Linked DNA regions of Homo sapiens: region 2 is linked to region 1. A link is a loop called in an ENCODE intact Hi-C map of the cell type or tissue named here. Cell type or tissue: dorsolateral prefrontal cortex. All regions are shown on one strand.

Region 1 (8,000 bases):
TACACTACCAATTATTTTCCAGGCACTCAAATTTGTAAATGCCCGGAGTATTTGGGCTGTTCTAATAAGCTGCAGTTTTCAGAGGCATTGTGTAAGAATCTGAAGATTTCTTATTTATCTCCTATTGTTGCTCTATGTAAATATAATACAGGACATCATCCTAAAAAGTATCCCTGTTCTTTTCCATTGACTGCTGTGTTTGGGCTGTGATTATTTGTAAAGGTCCATTGTGCAAAAACTCTAGAAATTATTTATCGTGAAGGTGCTGGATTTACAAGTCCCCAGTCCTAGAGCGTGGTACAGTGGCTATGGGCTCAGACTTCAGAGGCAGGTACATCTGGGTTCAAATCCTGTTTTGGCAGCTATGTGACTTAGGGGAAGTGATCTGGCATGGCGAGGCCCCAGTTTTGTCTTCTGAAAAATGGGAACAATCATAGAACTCTCCTGGTAGCATTATTTTGTTAGGAGACAGTCCCTGGGTAGCCTTCTGGCTAACACCAGTTAGCACTCCATAAAGAGGGAGTTACTGGTGCTACTTCAAAGCTCATGGCCAAAAAGAAACTGAAAGCTGAAAATGCCACTGCTCAACAGCATGCAGTAGTAAGCTCTTCAAATTTAGATTTTGGGCTTGCTCATTTAGCGTTCTTTCCATTCACGTCCTCACAGTTGGGGTGCATACCCCCTCAAGAATAGAGCCACAGACTGAGAGTCTGATCTTCCGTATCACCTGCACCTGCTCAGGGACTGACTTTCAAAACTCTTTCTCAGCATTTTTGCTGAGAAACTGAAACTGGCTAGCTGTGAACCCAGGGACCAAGGGAATTTTTTTTTTAGAAAAGGATTATTCTACTCCCTATGAAAGAAACCTTAGAGCAGAGAGAATCCTGTCATAGTTGAAATGCCGTGGCTGTAAGCCTGGGAATTTGAGGTCTATCTACTTTTATCAAATCTAATCTATCAATCAATCATCTATCTATCATCTGTCTATCTAGAGATGATAGATAGATTGATAGATATCATCTGGAGATGATAGATTGATTGATAGATTAGATTTGATAAAAATCTATCTATTGGCCGGGCGCGGTGGCTCACGTCTGTAATGCCAGCACTTCAGGAGACCAAGGCGGGTGGATCACGAGGTCAGGAGATGGAGACCATCCTGGGGAGCTTGCAGTGAGCCGAGATCGCGCCACTGCACTCCAGCCTGGGTGACAGAGTGAGACTCCGTCTCAAAAAAAAAAAAAAAAAAAACACACAACAAAAAACTTCTATCTATCTATGTATCTATCTATTTTATTGATCTATCTATAAGGAGGGAGGATGGGGTAGCAGGAAACGATTCCACTTTGAAGAGTCACCATTTGAAATATTCACAGCTGCTTCCATTTCATTTTGATGTGTTGCCAAAGTACAGTTCAGGTAATAAAGTCTAGGCTAAAGGGGAATTTTTCTTTTGAGTAATACCACTATTAAGCTAATATGCTTAAAGACAAGATGCATTAGATACTACTCCTTGTTGCTTGAAGAGATTACCTAGAGGAATTATTTGATAGGTTGTTAAAGCAAATGTGAAACCTTTTAAAATGTAATGAGGACCCTTTCCAGGAACCTGTAAGTCAAAAATATTTCTGTGAATTTTCTCTAAAATTACCTCTTTTCTCTTATTTTCCAAAAAGCCAGCTATAAGCTTTTTGTTAAGCCAAAGAAGAGGAAATTCTTTACCCTCAGAAAAATGTCTTAGTAAAGGTCCTGAATGTCAAATTGAGACTGGAGAAGATTTGGTGACAACACAAAACAAGATGACAAATAGCATGTACTGTGTTTATGTTCTAATTCTTTATCCACTTTCCGATCACTCTTCAAAGCTTGAGCTCAATGCCCTTTCTCCTTTTAAGCCTTCACTGACCTGCCCAATTATTTAAATATATATAAACAAATATATATTTCCAATAATTTTTGTAGTTCCTTCCACTGTGCCCTCACAGGGCAAGTGCATGTACTTCTTCTTAAAACCTTTTCTTTTTGGCTCATCATATCCTGTGGCAGTGTCCACTGTCTCTCCTTAGAGCATCATCTCCTTCAAGATAAAGAATTGCTGGATTTGAAGAATCATGGAGGCCATTTCTAGTCTTACATTCCTCACATGTTGGGGTTCTGTGGCAAATGAATGCTTATCTGCTGAGGGCAATTATTATTATTATTTTAGACAAGATCTTGCTCTGTCACCCAGGCTGGAGTGCAGTTGGCGCTATCATGGCTCACTGTAGCCTTAACTTCTTGGACTCAAGTGATCCTCCCACCTCAGTCTCCCAAGCAGCTGGGACCACAGGCACCTGCCACCATGCCCAGCTAATTTTTAAATTTTGTGTAGACAGGGTATTACTATGTTGCCCAAGCTGGTCTCGAACTCCTGGACTCAAGCCTCCTGCCTTGGCCTCCCAAAGTACTAGGATTACAGGTGTGAGCCACTGTGGCTAGCTGGTTTTTATCACTTAAATAAATAAGTAAATAAGTAGTGGGTTTGAATATGTTGTGTTCTTGTAATCTAAATTAGCTTTTAGATTGGACAAATTTGGGGTTCCAAATCAGCTTTCCACCCCCTTCTGTTATTGTCTTTCCTTTGTTTGCTTGTTTTCTGCATGAGAAGTGAAGCTGTGTCCTATGACGGTGATAAACTCCAGGTGGAGGATCAGTTTGGGTGCCCTAAGTGAGCAGACATTCCTTGAGCATCAGCTCTGTGCTAGGAAACGGAGATCAGTGAGATGAGATGAGGAGCTAGCAATTCAGTTATGGGGTCAGGTAGACTCATAGAAAAATAAAATTGAGGGTACAAAGAGTACCTCCCATTGCTCTAATTCTTAATTGCAAACTTACAAGTGCAATAAATGCTAAAACTGCATGCCAACCGATGGAATAAAAATGTTCTGATTGGAAAAAGCATTTTTGGTGTTGTGTCTACAAATCACTCAAGCAGTCGTGGAGGGTCCTGGGATAGATTTAGATGAGTACATTGATAAGACTCTATCATATAAGATCCAATCTTTAGGGCAATAGTTAATGACCTTGGGATGTAGTAAATGTGCAAAAAATAACAGCAAAAACTGCCCTCATAATATGAGGTCCTAGCAAGAGTCCTGTATATGGACTTGGTAAGGGAGGAAGGCACATTCTGGGCAGAACAGGATGGTTGAAGGCCACCAATGATTCCTGGCAGATTATTAATAAAGGTTGAGGGCCAGGGACCCTGAGGGACTGACGAGGTGAGAGAAATTCCTAAGGAGTACCAAATGAAACAAAAAATCCGAATTCACCATGCCTCTTGGTCACTATTTAAGGGCCGCTGACTTGCCTAAGAGAGCATGCAAGCAACGTCTGCAGGCTGGGGGGTGGAGGGAAGCTCAATTTTCTGAGAAGATGAAAACTCCGTGGACCTCGTGAGATTCCTGTGAGGCAAGTGCGGGGACATGGGCTCTGGGGGCGGAGGGGCTGTGCTTGGAAGCCCCTGGGCCTAAGCTTTCTAGAGCAGTGGGCCTAGGTTAGAGGAGTTTGAGGTTGTCATGGAGAGAAATCTCCTGGTTGGGGTGTGTGCCACAATTCTGGGCCTTCCCACTGCTCCCTTGAGGGAATGGCACCCTTTTTGGAGATGTGTTTTATTAAGCAGAGCTTGACTCGGTGAAGAGCCCACAGTGTCACTGCACTTTAACAGGGGCAGTGGGGAGTGGTTTTCTGGGAAAGAGCCTGCTGCCCGCCTGTCAGTGGCCCTGACCTGGCACTTCCTCTCTCCTTCCTAACCCTGTGCCTTTGGGATCAGTTGCCCTGAGGCAGAGAGCAGGAGAGGCCAGGGCTGTGGAGATCCTCCTGGAGGCAGGTGGAAGTCACCAGGAGGGGGCAGCGCAGCACACACCTTGGTCTTCTGTTTCCATGCGGAGGCTGTGGAGCAGGGAAAGAAAGCTGTTAGCTGTTTGCTGTTTGGGTGGTCCAGGGAACCAAGAACTTGAGCTCGGGTGTGTTTGTCCACTGAGTCACTGAGAAACCCTGGGGTCTGGCTTTCCTGCAGTTATTTCCTTTGTATGGTTGTTGCAGTCTCTGTCTCTCTTTCTTTCCCTCTCTCCCTCCCACCCTTTCTTGCTTGCTGTCTCTTTCTTTTCTTTTTTCTTCATAAATTTTAAAAATTCAAAAAAGTATAATGACATAATAACTTTATATAATTACATTCAGAAATAATAGTTGAATATTTTTAAGCTATTTTTTCTTTTAATAAAATAGTTTAGCAGTTTAATAACATAAATGGTATAAATAGTTTCTGTGTATGTGTGTGTGTGTGTGTAACCCCAGACCCATTCTCCTTTCCCAAGGCCACCTTCCTTGGAATCATCTTTCTATACTTGGCATATCTACTTGACTGTGAACACTATGTGATATTATTTTTTGTGTATTTTTAAAAGTTCACACAGATTGTTTTATGTTACATGTACGTATCAGTATACAATTTTGCTTATCTTCTTTCTCACTTCGCATAGCAGTGTCTTTCTGTTCAAATATGTAGATCTGATTTAATCTAATATATATATATATATATCACCTTATTTTAAACAATGTCTATTTCTTTATGGATGGACACTCGGGTTGTTCCAGCTTTTGACTCTATGACAATGAATGTTGTAATATTCTACTGATCATATTACAATGACTCTTCTTGAGTCCATATGTGAGAACTTCTCTTGGATGAATACCTGGAATAGAATTGCTGGGCCCTGAAGGGTTCTGATTTATAATTTTCCAAGATACAGGCCAAGTGCTTTTCAAAGTAGTTATAACAATTTACACTTCCTCCAACAATTTCAGAGAAATTTCATCACATCCATAGAAATGTTTTACATTGTTAGACTTTAAACATTTTGTCAATCTAGTGGGAGAGGAATAATATGTCATTGTTATTTTAATTTACATTTCACATTTCTTGGGAGATAAGCAACTTTTCATGTTTCTTGGCCACCGAAGTTTTCCCTCTGTGAATTCCCTGTTATTCACCTTACTGGCTTCTTTTCTAACCCTATGATTTGATTCTTCACTTAGTGGTAGCTAAGGAGAGTTTCTTAGGGGGTAGATTTCCTGAGCAGTTTGTAGCTAGCATCTATATTGTGGACATGACTACACGTAGTAGCTTATGAGGGGGAATTCTTAGGATCTACTACTAGAGGAGCCCTTGCTGAAAATTTTTTTTTTTTTTTGAGACGGAGTCTTGCACTGTTGCCCAGGCTGGAGTGCAGTGGTGTGATCTCGGCTCATGTCAAGCTCCACCTCCCGGGTTCACACCATTCTCCTGCCTCAGCCTCCTGAGTAGCTGGGACTACAGGTACCCGCCACCACGCCTGGCTAATTTTTTGTATTTTTAGTTGAGACGGGGTTTCACCATGTTAGCCAGGATGGTCTCAATCTCCTGACCTCGTGATCCGCCCGACTTGGCCTCCCAAAGTGCTAGGATTACAGGCGTGAGGCACTGCTCCTGGCCCTTGCTAAACTTGTAATCCAGCTCTTCTGTTGGCCTTTCCATCTTGACAAGAAGAAAAATGTATTTATTTATCCAGGGCATTCTTGCCCCCACAGTAGAAGCGTATTCTCTAGTGACCATTTTTCATAACTTCTTTTGATGGTGCTTTTGAATGGTTTTCAGCAAAATTTCCTGTCTGGTCTTAGATTTCAGAATAGTGGTGCTTTGCTTAATTGGCTCATTTTCATCTCATGAATACTGTGAATTTACCATTGACCAAATTTATCCTCATCTCCTTCTTTCTTGGACACTGGTGACTAGAAAGCATAGAATTAAGCTTATGTGTGTGTTTTTTTTTTTTTCTAACGAGTGTATGCATTTCTAAATTGAATTCCGGGCTCCGTTGATATCTCTTTATTTTTAATTTATTTTTATTTTTAAATTGTTTTTTTTCTTTTTTTTCCCACATAGTTTTGTGCAATCCATTGACATCTCTACCCCTGTCTTTCTCTCCTCTATGCCTTCCATTTTTATTTGCTGGTTCGTTGTATTCTATTGAATAAAACCGGGGAGTTTATAAATTAAATGTCTGATGAAAAATGAAAAGAAAGGGCATAAGTAACAAAAAGTTAAAGATGAGTGCCTTGTGCAGATCATAATAAAGTCCCCATTGAGTTCCAGGCCCTTGTTGTGAGCATGGAGGATGCAAGGATAATCCAGGAAAAGAGTGAGGAAGAACTCTCAATGACTTCAGGACAGTGACAGGCCTCATGCTTACACAGCTGGTAGGAGGGGACAGGCTTGCCTGGAAGTCTGGATTGTGACTCCAGAGGAAAACTCGCCCACATTATCTATCCTTTTTGCTGTCAGTTGCATGAGAAAAAGTATTAAAATTCAGGGCTCTTTAGAATGCAGTTCTTACTGTGAGATCATTTAGAAGAGTGAGGTCACTGTGGTCTCTATTGAAAATGTTGGTGAAAAATCTTGCAAAAATGTATCTAAAGTATGATAACTCTGAAACAGTTGATGTTAAAAATTGAGCATTCCTTTCAAGTCTTAAAATGTTTCTTTCTTCTATGTGTGGTGGGAGGAGAGAAGGGAACGAAAGCTTCCTGCACATTTATTAAGTGTGCCAGGCCCTGGGTATCAGGGACAACCAAGAATTTTTTCAGAAGAAGCCGCCGTTCTATCTTGGAGGCTGGTTTTTTATGTAACAGGGGACAATGTTTGTGTGGATGCTTTTAAAAGTATTTCTCTTTGGTGTAATTTTGTCTTCTCAGAGAATCTACTGATTTTTATTTTTAAAATTTATTTTCTAAAAAGAGGTGCCCAAACCCTTACTATACAGCTTGTCATCATTTTCTTTCACACAGTGGGGGACCTATAGATGCTGTGTGTTCCTCCCCATCATTTAATATTTTTTTCATTTTAACTCACATTGTTAACAGCAGGGCTGCATATTTGTTTTCAGTGTCTTAATTGGAATATGTTATATATCTTAAATTTTTTCAAAAAGAAAGGGGAGATTTCCTCCTGGCATAATTTCTTGTAATGCCTTTGTAACTCCAAGTGCAGTTCATCTTTTCTCCATCTGTCCATCCATCCGTCCATCCATCCATCCATCCATCCTTTGAGTACCTACCTTGTACTGGGTACTGAGCCAGGTGCTGTGATGCATATTAAGAATTATAAAACAGATCTAGCTATCTCAAAGACATTGTGATCTAAGAAAACTGAATAGACAGGTACTTAAATAACTGTAGTACAGGGTAGAGTATAGGAAATTCCATGATGATGGTTTTAATAGTTATTTGTTTGGATCACTAGGGACTTTACTGATTGCAAATGATAGAACTTAAGATTAACTTAGGTTAGTGACATCTAGCCTGAGAGACAGTTGTATCTAAAGGCTCAAGTGGTATTTTTAGAGTTCTGTCTCTTTAGCTCTGCTTCTTTCTGTGGACTGACTTCATTCTTGGACAGTCTATTTCCTTGTAGCAGAAAATTTCCCCATGGAAGCCCCAGGCCTGTGCCATCCTTCAGCTATGATCCCAGAGTAAGACAGAGACTCTCTCTTCCCCAGCATTCATTTATTTAATCTCGGGGAAGACTCCTCTTAGTGTAATTGAGATCATGTGCACATCTCTAAGCCCACCAATGTGGGCAAAGGGATGGAGTTTTCTCTCTATTCACCCCTATATTGGAGGGCTTAGGGGGTGGGGGAGGGAGGAGGTTCCCACGGAGAATGCGCTAAGGCCATATGGGGTTTGTGAAATGTGGTTCATCAAAGGAAAGATTGATACTGTTACTGACAAAGGCAGAAGGAGGAGATGCTGGGCCAGGAAAATAGAGAGAAAAGAGGAAGGGGTAGGGAAAACGCACCTTAGTATTTTAGGAGGTAAAGGAGGGAGTGGCTGTCTCTCTTGAAATGTGGGGAAATATGTGACTTTTCTTGTGCAGTGATGACAGCAGCATCTCTGTGGCTCTCACCGTAAGAGTGGAAACACCT
Region 2 (8,000 bases), 58 kb after region 1:
CAGCCTGGGCAATATGGCAAAACCCTGTCTCTGCAAAAAAACTTAAAAATGAGCCAGGTATAGTGGTGTTTACCTGTAGTCCTAGCTACTCAGGAGGCTGAGGTGGGAAGATACCTTGAGCCCAGGAGGTCGAAGCTGCAGTGAGCCATGATTGTGCTATTGCACTTTAGCCTGAGCAACAAAGTGAGACTCCGTCACACACACACACACACACAGAAAAATCACCAGTATTTTGCTGTTCATATTTCATATTCTCTCTCTCCCTTTCTCTGCCCACCTCTCTTTCTCTCTCTCCTCCCTCTTTAGATGGATGGAGAGAGAGCTGTAATATTTTTAAAATGCCAATTGGATAGCCATTTTTATAAGCTTTAACTTATGTTTTCTCATTTGTAAAGTAGGCATAATAATAGATCTTACATACTTCACTATAGGGTTGTCGCAGATTAAGTGAGTTGGTGTACATAAGGCTGTTATAAGAACAAGTGGTAAGCATTCAATAAATATGAACTGCCTGTATCATTATCATCGTCATGATCATCATCACCATATGATTATAGGGAACTAATTAGCAAGGTTATAACCACCCTCCCTTCCTTTCTCTAGGTCTATGCTGTGGTGGTGATTGCGTCTGTGGTGGGATTTTGCCTTTTGGTAATGCTGTTTCTGCTTAAGTTGGCAAGACACTCCAAGTTTGGCATGAAAGGTAAGAAGGGTTGTGTTTATTTAGCTTCTTATGTGGATCATTTTTGGCTTATGACTAATGCTAATTACCACTAAAGAAGGAAGTGGCTAGATTTATGATGATTAGGTTTTAAGGCTAAAAAAATAGCAACAAGGCTTTGATACTACAAATCAAGACGGAGCAAAATAATGTTGATTACTCAGCACTACCCACTTTTCCATGAGAACAGTTGTCCCGGGAGACAGAACTGGGTTCTTGAGTATCAAGGGACTAATAAAGATATGACAAAGAAATAGTACTTGATGTTTCTTTTGCTCCAGAAAGGCAGGTGAGACACAGTGGGGATAGGATAACCTGGACACATGTATTTTGTGCAGAAAGGTCTATGCTGCTGTACATTTGATTCCCAAATCTTCAGTGGTATGCTTTTGGTGTTGTTCCTGCTTTTCCAGATCCTCATTCTTTGAAATTTAAACAACAGTGTTATGAAGCAAAATAAGAACAGCTATCAGCAGTATATAGAAGCTTCGTGAATACATAGCTTTTTTTTTATTTAAGTGGAAAAATTAGCAGGGCTAGATTAAAAATTAGGCACTAATTGACCCAAAATAGATAACTTGTCTTTTTTTAGAGGATGGAAAATTAATTTTACAGGGAAAACTTGTATAAATTTCTTGTTACATAAAAAATGCCTTGGAGCAGTGATTTAATGATTTAAAACCATTTGCTCTGAAGTTTAAACTTATGTATTGGATAATATGCCAGTGTTGTATTTTGTGTGGTCTCCTATAGATAGACACTATTTAAAAGTGTCTAAATGGGAATGCTGTGAAGAAGGTTTAGTGGTGTCTTAGTTGTGCTGGAGAGTAGGTCAGGTGGATTTTCTTTATCTGTATGGTCTGTTAGAATTATGGGTAATGTTGCTAATATTGCTATTTACTTGAAAGGGAATGTTTCAGTAGCAATAAGTTGCCCAGCATACACTGACATCTGGGATAGAGCAGATCTATTTCTGATGTTTCCTCTTTTCCCTTTGTTGGTGCCTGTGAACATTTCTAAGCCAGAAATGAACAGGGAGGAGTGGTGGTAAATTGGGGCTTAAAATAACTCAAAAAACCTCGTCCTGGTTCCTGCTTGGCCAGCTGATCCTTGATGTTTCTTCAGGGGAGGAAAGATCTTTCATTCTCCAATTATAAATAAAGCTTGGGAGAGGGACCACCCCACAGTGATTTTAATTCATCCTGTGGGGTGGTTCTCAAACTTGACTGTGTGCCAAAAACTCCTATAGGACTTGAGAAAACACAGATTCCTGGGCTACCCCTAGAGTTTCTGCTTTAGCAGGCCTAGTGTTCACCTGACAGCTGGCATTTCTAACAGTTTCTGGAGAATACTGATCCTGCTTGCCCTGGTTGTTGTGTTCTCTACACAACAGTGTAGGGAATCACTGTTCTCTACAATAAACATGGGCTGCCAGGCCCCCTTCAGAATGTGACAAGATGTTGGTAGAGACATCGCAAACCAAACTCACCCACAGCTTTGCACACATTTTGGGATCCCCATATCTCAACTGCACCCAGGCCCAGGCTAGGCGGCTGCTCTGTGTGTGCCGCACCCTACCATGGCATTTGGCGGTTCTCATGTTTATCAGGTGCTTTCCTTCCTTAGAGGCACTTGGACTGGATGTCTCTAAACATAGATTTCACTGGAGGCTACCAACTAACATTAGAGTTTCTGGTCTTGAAGGGTTTAGTTTGAAATATTTCATCCCATGAGCTTTTTGGAGAGAGGATATACCCAGGTTCTTCTGGGATCTCAGCAAAAGCTAAGTGGGAATCCATGGAGCAAAATTTAGGAACTTCTTCCCACCCTTGGTTTAGGAAAATCACTGGCAGAATTACCAGTAAATGGCAACCTACTCCTTACAATGTGGCAATGGAGGAGAAAAAGCGTAGACATTTTCTTTCAGAGAAGAAAATTATGTTGCATATTGAGACTCCAGCACTAACGCTGAAACAGTATTTCATTTAGATAATTTGGGGTGATTACCACTAAAGCGTCTACGTTTTCTGAGTATAACCTGAGGGCATCCTTAATGAATTATAAGAAAGAGTGTGCTTAACCCTGCCACAGAGCCAGTAAATGGCTTCCTACAGCAGTAACTACTATACATATTGTATGTTTTGTTCCCTCATTCCTACACACAAATAAAATCATTTTTAGAAATTTTGTCTCAGAGACTTTTTTTTTTTTAGAATAGCTTACTGTTCTATTTTAAGCTACATGTCTATCTGGGGCATGATGTGAATAAAAAGAGCCTGATCTAGGGTTATTGTTTTGCAAGTCAGATGTCGAGTTGATAAATCTTTGGGGATCTAGAAATTAAGATATGGTTCATGTATCAAGTGCAGATGAAACTGCTTAAAACGTGGTATTTAAACATTAATGTGAGTCAGTGTATTTTAAATGCTATTAGAGCTGAGATTACCACTGAAAAACATATGCTTAAAAAAGGGAAGAAAATGTAAAAACACTATTATGCTTCCGAAAATAACCAGGCAATGTATTAGTTGTGGTTTCTTAGTAACAACGGTATGAACTGTGCATAGCTTTGGCCAGGACTAGGCACCATGTGAAAGGCTTGTGGCTGCTGTGCAGATGAGCTGTTCAGAATGTTATTCCTCCCTTCCTAAGCATCTTTGGGGAGGGTCTAAGCTCATCCTTATTCTCTTTTGCTGGAGGCAGATGGGACAGGAGGAAGGTGGCCAGCTCACCCATAGGCACTCACAGCTTTTTGCCCATCCCTAGCAATGCGTGGTTTATTTCGAGTGTTGACTGTTTCAATCTGTAATGGAAAACTCGAGAATATAAATGACAGTTCAATGCTGCTGATATGAAGGGCCCAGAGAAACAAACCCCAGAAACCTCTTAAGGTCACCACACTACAGCTGAGTGCAGGGCAACACAAGCTTTATGGATTGGCCTGAGATCCACCCCTTACTCCTGCAAACATTACTTATGGTATTGCTCCCATGGGGAGGTGATTTCTAAATTCCAAACTAGTGAGTGAAACTTGGATTTGTAAATGCAACCAGTGAATTGCAGTGTTGTCTTTGAAGATGGGTCTGCAGGTCTGTAAGCTTCGTCGGGTTTTGTTCCTTGTTCTGTGGATTCATCGTAAACCAAATGCTGATGGTCCACTCCAGAACAGGCAGCACAGACTTTGAGCTCCATGGTAACAGCATTCATATTTGTGGTGTTCATCTTTATCTACTGAGTGCCTAGCCCAGAGTTGGCGCTCAATACATATTAACGACAGAATGATCAGAGAAGATTTTCAACTCCGTCCACCTAAGTTCGGTAATTGGAAAACAGTTAGTATTTGGAGGATGGCTAAACAGTGAGTGACTAAAGAGAGAACCTGAGACTTTTCTAAGTTTCTAAAAGAGACAAAGTCCCACCTCTTTTTTTTTTTTTTTTTTTTTTTTTTTTGGTTATTCCATATGAGTCATGGCCATAGATAAGAGATCAGTTTGTCCCGGTTTTGTCTCAGGGTATGTAGGTTTTCACACACTGTTTTCAACAATCGTCATTGTTTAAGTTTGGAGGATTCACTTTGACTTTTTATTTTGCATGTGAACATCTTCAATTTCTACCTCCCTACCTTTGAATGTATCGTTTTGGAATATGTTGTTTTTTCAGTTCTGAAGTTGGCAAAAGTGCTAGATTGGGGATTTTATCTTGTGGTAAACCTAGAATTTATGTTTTATTCTTGCTTGATAGAGTTTAAGCTTCTTGCTGCTAGTGTCCAATAGGCTCCCGGCCCTGTTTCCATAAAGATGTCAAGGGGTAGAATATCTCCCAGTCAGTTTTTCCTTGTTTATTTCTGTGCCTTTACACTGTCCTATTGCTTTTTTGGTTGATATGTAGCTACCATAATTGCAGAAGCCAAATAATGCCCTTCTGTTAGTGTTGGCCATCTATGTAGGGCTTATTCATACATATGTTTAATATGTATGAATAAAATGTATACCAAATCTGTCTAAATCTATGTCGGTATCAATATCCCTATATGAAAATGCATAATATTATCCCTTTTCTTCTAAGGCTGCCTCTGGTTTGTTTTAATTTTAGTTTTCACTGAAGTAGGGCTGAAAGAATTTTCCAGAACAGCTCCATTGCCAAAGGAATAGGCAACCATGCCTTTGAATGCTCTCCTTGTGTTGTAACCAAGTCTTGTGTTTAGCTCTCGCATTGCTTCCTGGCTCCGTGTCTTCACTGAAGACGTAGGAGTGCATGTGAGGGGAAAATGGAAGCATTGAGGAGCACCAGAGCTGCCAAGTCTTCAAAGGGTGCTCCACATTGGGAGCCCTGCCTGTGGCATTGATGGTGTACAGGGTTGCAAAAAATATAAGGGAGCCAGCAGGGAGGAGGGAGCTTGGCATTCATCACCCTGCTGGAGGATAGTTTCGGCTATCAGTTTTGTGTTATTTACATTTCCTGATGGAAGTCCACATATGATATCTAATTCCTAAGTACTAATGCAGCCTTTGTCACTCAAGAGTGAAATATCTAAATGACCCTAAGAAATCTCTGTAGAAGAGACTAGAAGAGGAAGCTTTCTTCTCATTCAGTGCTAATAGACTGCACAGATTTCCTCTGCAGCCTCTGATTCTTGTATGTAAACTCCCCTATCCACATTCATTTGTCCTACTTAAGTGTTGGAGGTTTCCAACTAGTAAAGGCTGGAAAGCTACCCTGCCTTGGGATGCAGATCTGGGTTTTCCTAAGTCCAGACTGAAGGCCCACAGTTCAACTTTCTGCTCTTATAAATGATCTCTGAGTGTCTTTCAATAGCAACCAAAAATCTGCCTATTTAAAAATAGTCATAAACATAGCGGGGCCAAAGCTAAAGAGGTTGAAGGTTAAAGCCTTTTATATGAGCTGAAAACAATTCTGGGAAATTTAAGAGGTTGAGTTTAACAGATATTTGGATCAACTTTTAAGAGGAAAAAATGTGACCAAAAGCCAGAAACACAGTTGTAGAAACATCTGTAAGGACAAACTGTTTTCCATATGCACCCTCTTCCTTCTTCTTTTTTTTAAAGAAAAATGCCGTCGAAAAATTAGAATGGTAACAATTGAATGCACTCTTGTTTTTCAAAATTTCAAGGAGTTTAGAAATACCTAAACATAAAAATGGATGTTCCCATCACCTTCTTCTGCATGACCATTTCCACTCCTAGAAATAACTTTCTTTAACTGTATAGGGTGCATATAGTATGTAAACAATCAAATATATGGCTTCATTTTTGATTCCATAAGGAAATTATAATACCAGTCTTGTTCTGCATTTTTTGGGGGTAACAATTTGCCTTGCGGATTTTTCTTTATCAGTACCTAGCTATCTACTACATTCCATTTAATAGTATTTCCCAGTTGTCTGATATCAGGCTACTTGGATCTGAAACCTGGCTCTGCCTCTTACGAGCTATGTGACTTTGAGCAAATATCTCATCCTCTCTTGCCTCGGTATTTCCGTCTGTAATGGGACAATACTAATACCTAACCCATAGGGTTGTTATGAAGACAAACTGAGCTTATATATATAAACCACTTGGGAATGTTTCTGACACTTAGTAATTGCTCTATAAATATGTAATGTTGTTAATATTATTGACAAATTATGATTTATTTGACTTTTCTTCTTTTAATGGACATTTATGTTTTTACCAAGTTTTCAGAAAATTATTTCAAGTAATTTTCAAATAATATCTTCTGTATAAAGATAGATACTTGGAAATGTATTGCTAGGAGGAAAGATATATATGTTTAAATGTGAATAGATTACCTTGCATAAATGCCTTTCCAATTTAGTCTCCCACTAACAGTATGTAAGGATACCCTTTCATTTCTTACTCTGATCTATACTGAATATTATCAATCTTTTGGCTATTTGAGTTTAAATGATACATTGATTAATAATGAATGTAAATATCTTTATCATGTGAAAAATAAGAGTAATGTTTATTTTTATTGTTGAGTTATAGATATACTTTGCCAATTATATATATATATTTATTTATTCATGATATTTGTGGCTCATATTTTCTTCTAGTCTTTTGACTTTTTGATAGTGTCTTTTGGTAACCAAAGAGATTTACCTTTTTATAAAAGCAAATCTGTCCATCTTTTCCATTTAAGTTGTGTCTTGCTTAGGAAGATCTTTCCTGCTCTAAGGTGGTAAACATATTTCTAAATATTTATTTCACTAGTTTTTTACTCTATGTATTTTTTAAACTTAGCCCTTTAGTCTTTTTGTAATTATTATTATTATTATTATTATTGAGACAGAGTTTCACTCTTGTTGCCCAGGCTGGAGTGCAGTGGCATGATCTCGGCTCACCACAACCTCTGCCGCCCAGCTTCAAGTGATTCTCCTGTCTTAGCCTCCTGAGTAGCTGGGATTACAGGCGTGCGCTACCACGCCCGGCTAATTTTGTATTTTTATTAGAGATGGGGTTTCTCCATGTTGGTCAGGCTAGTCTCAAACTCCCGACCTCAGGTGATCCACCCGCCTCAGCCTCCCAAAGTGTTTGGATTATAGGCGTGAGCCACCGCACCCGGCCTTTTTGTAATTATTTTATTAAACTTTGGTATGAAGTAGTCCTCTCTTTTTCAGAGACGTATAGAATAAAGATATTTGAATAAATTCTAGTGTGACATTTTCATAGAGATGAATAATAATATTTTAAATTTCTTGTATCAGAAAGCCACTAATAAAGCAAAAGAGAAATTTTGAAAATCTCAGTAATTAACTCTTTCTTTGTGAAACAAGTAATGAACTTTGCCAGTTCTTTCTTATAGCATGGGAATATAAACCACACAAAATAGTATCAGAGAAATAAGTTTTCACAGAAACCCTTTGTTAAACTACTCTCCTCCCAGCTTCAAGTGGAGTTCAAAGTCTATCTCAGCACTCTCTTAAGAGGCAACAAAATTTGTCAATATCAACCAAGTCCTCAGAAATTTCAGAAAAGACATTCAGTTGAAAGAGTCATTGAGTAAGGTAACAAAATGAAAATGAATCTAGAGAAAAGAATTAGTCCAAGTGTTCCTTTTCTGTTGTTTGGCGATGCTATAGAAAGCTTTTCCCGTGTGTTTGTGAGGTGAGGATCTACTTTTTAAAGTCTCTTACTTCTTTCCCTGCCAACATTTGGCTTCTGTCTATCTGAGAGCAGAAGATGCTTATTCTTTACAACATATTGAAAATGTGTGTCAGACTTCTAAGAATTGGCTAGAGTAGCCCAGACAGGAAGCA

What was found. Hi-C counts contacts between places; a loop is a spot of excess contacts. Peaks named below come from ENCODE experiments on the same cell type or tissue, not always from the same donor. Only the 100,000 strongest peaks of a DNase experiment are listed, where the experiment ranks them.
Region 2: it touches region 1 in a loop (4-fold over the local background); 3 of 110 quality-filtered maps call a loop at or near these places.

Annotation. Positions count from the first base shown.
Region 1 is chr9:84,693,824-84,701,823 of GRCh38, forward strand. All of the region lies in intron 2 of NTRK2 (neurotrophic receptor tyrosine kinase 2), which reads left to right. Among named protein-coding and RNA genes, the nearest start is that of NTRK2, 28 kb to the left of the region's middle. RefSeq lists enhancers at 263-522, 7,915-7,994. In dorsolateral prefrontal cortex, a CTCF peak has its summit at 3,887 (motif pointing right); a DNase peak (open chromatin) is centred at 3,888; H3K4me3 peaks cover 1,021 bases; H3K27ac peaks cover 7,907 bases.
Region 2 is chr9:84,751,383-84,759,382 of GRCh38, forward strand. It overlaps NTRK2 (neurotrophic receptor tyrosine kinase 2), which reads left to right. Exons shown (of 19, transcript NM_006180.6): 12 at 604-703. Among named protein-coding and RNA genes, the nearest start is that of NTRK2, 86 kb to the left of the region's middle. In dorsolateral prefrontal cortex, no CTCF peak of the experiment used is centred here; DNase peaks (open chromatin) are centred at 2,228 and 4,957; H3K27ac peaks cover 6,912 bases.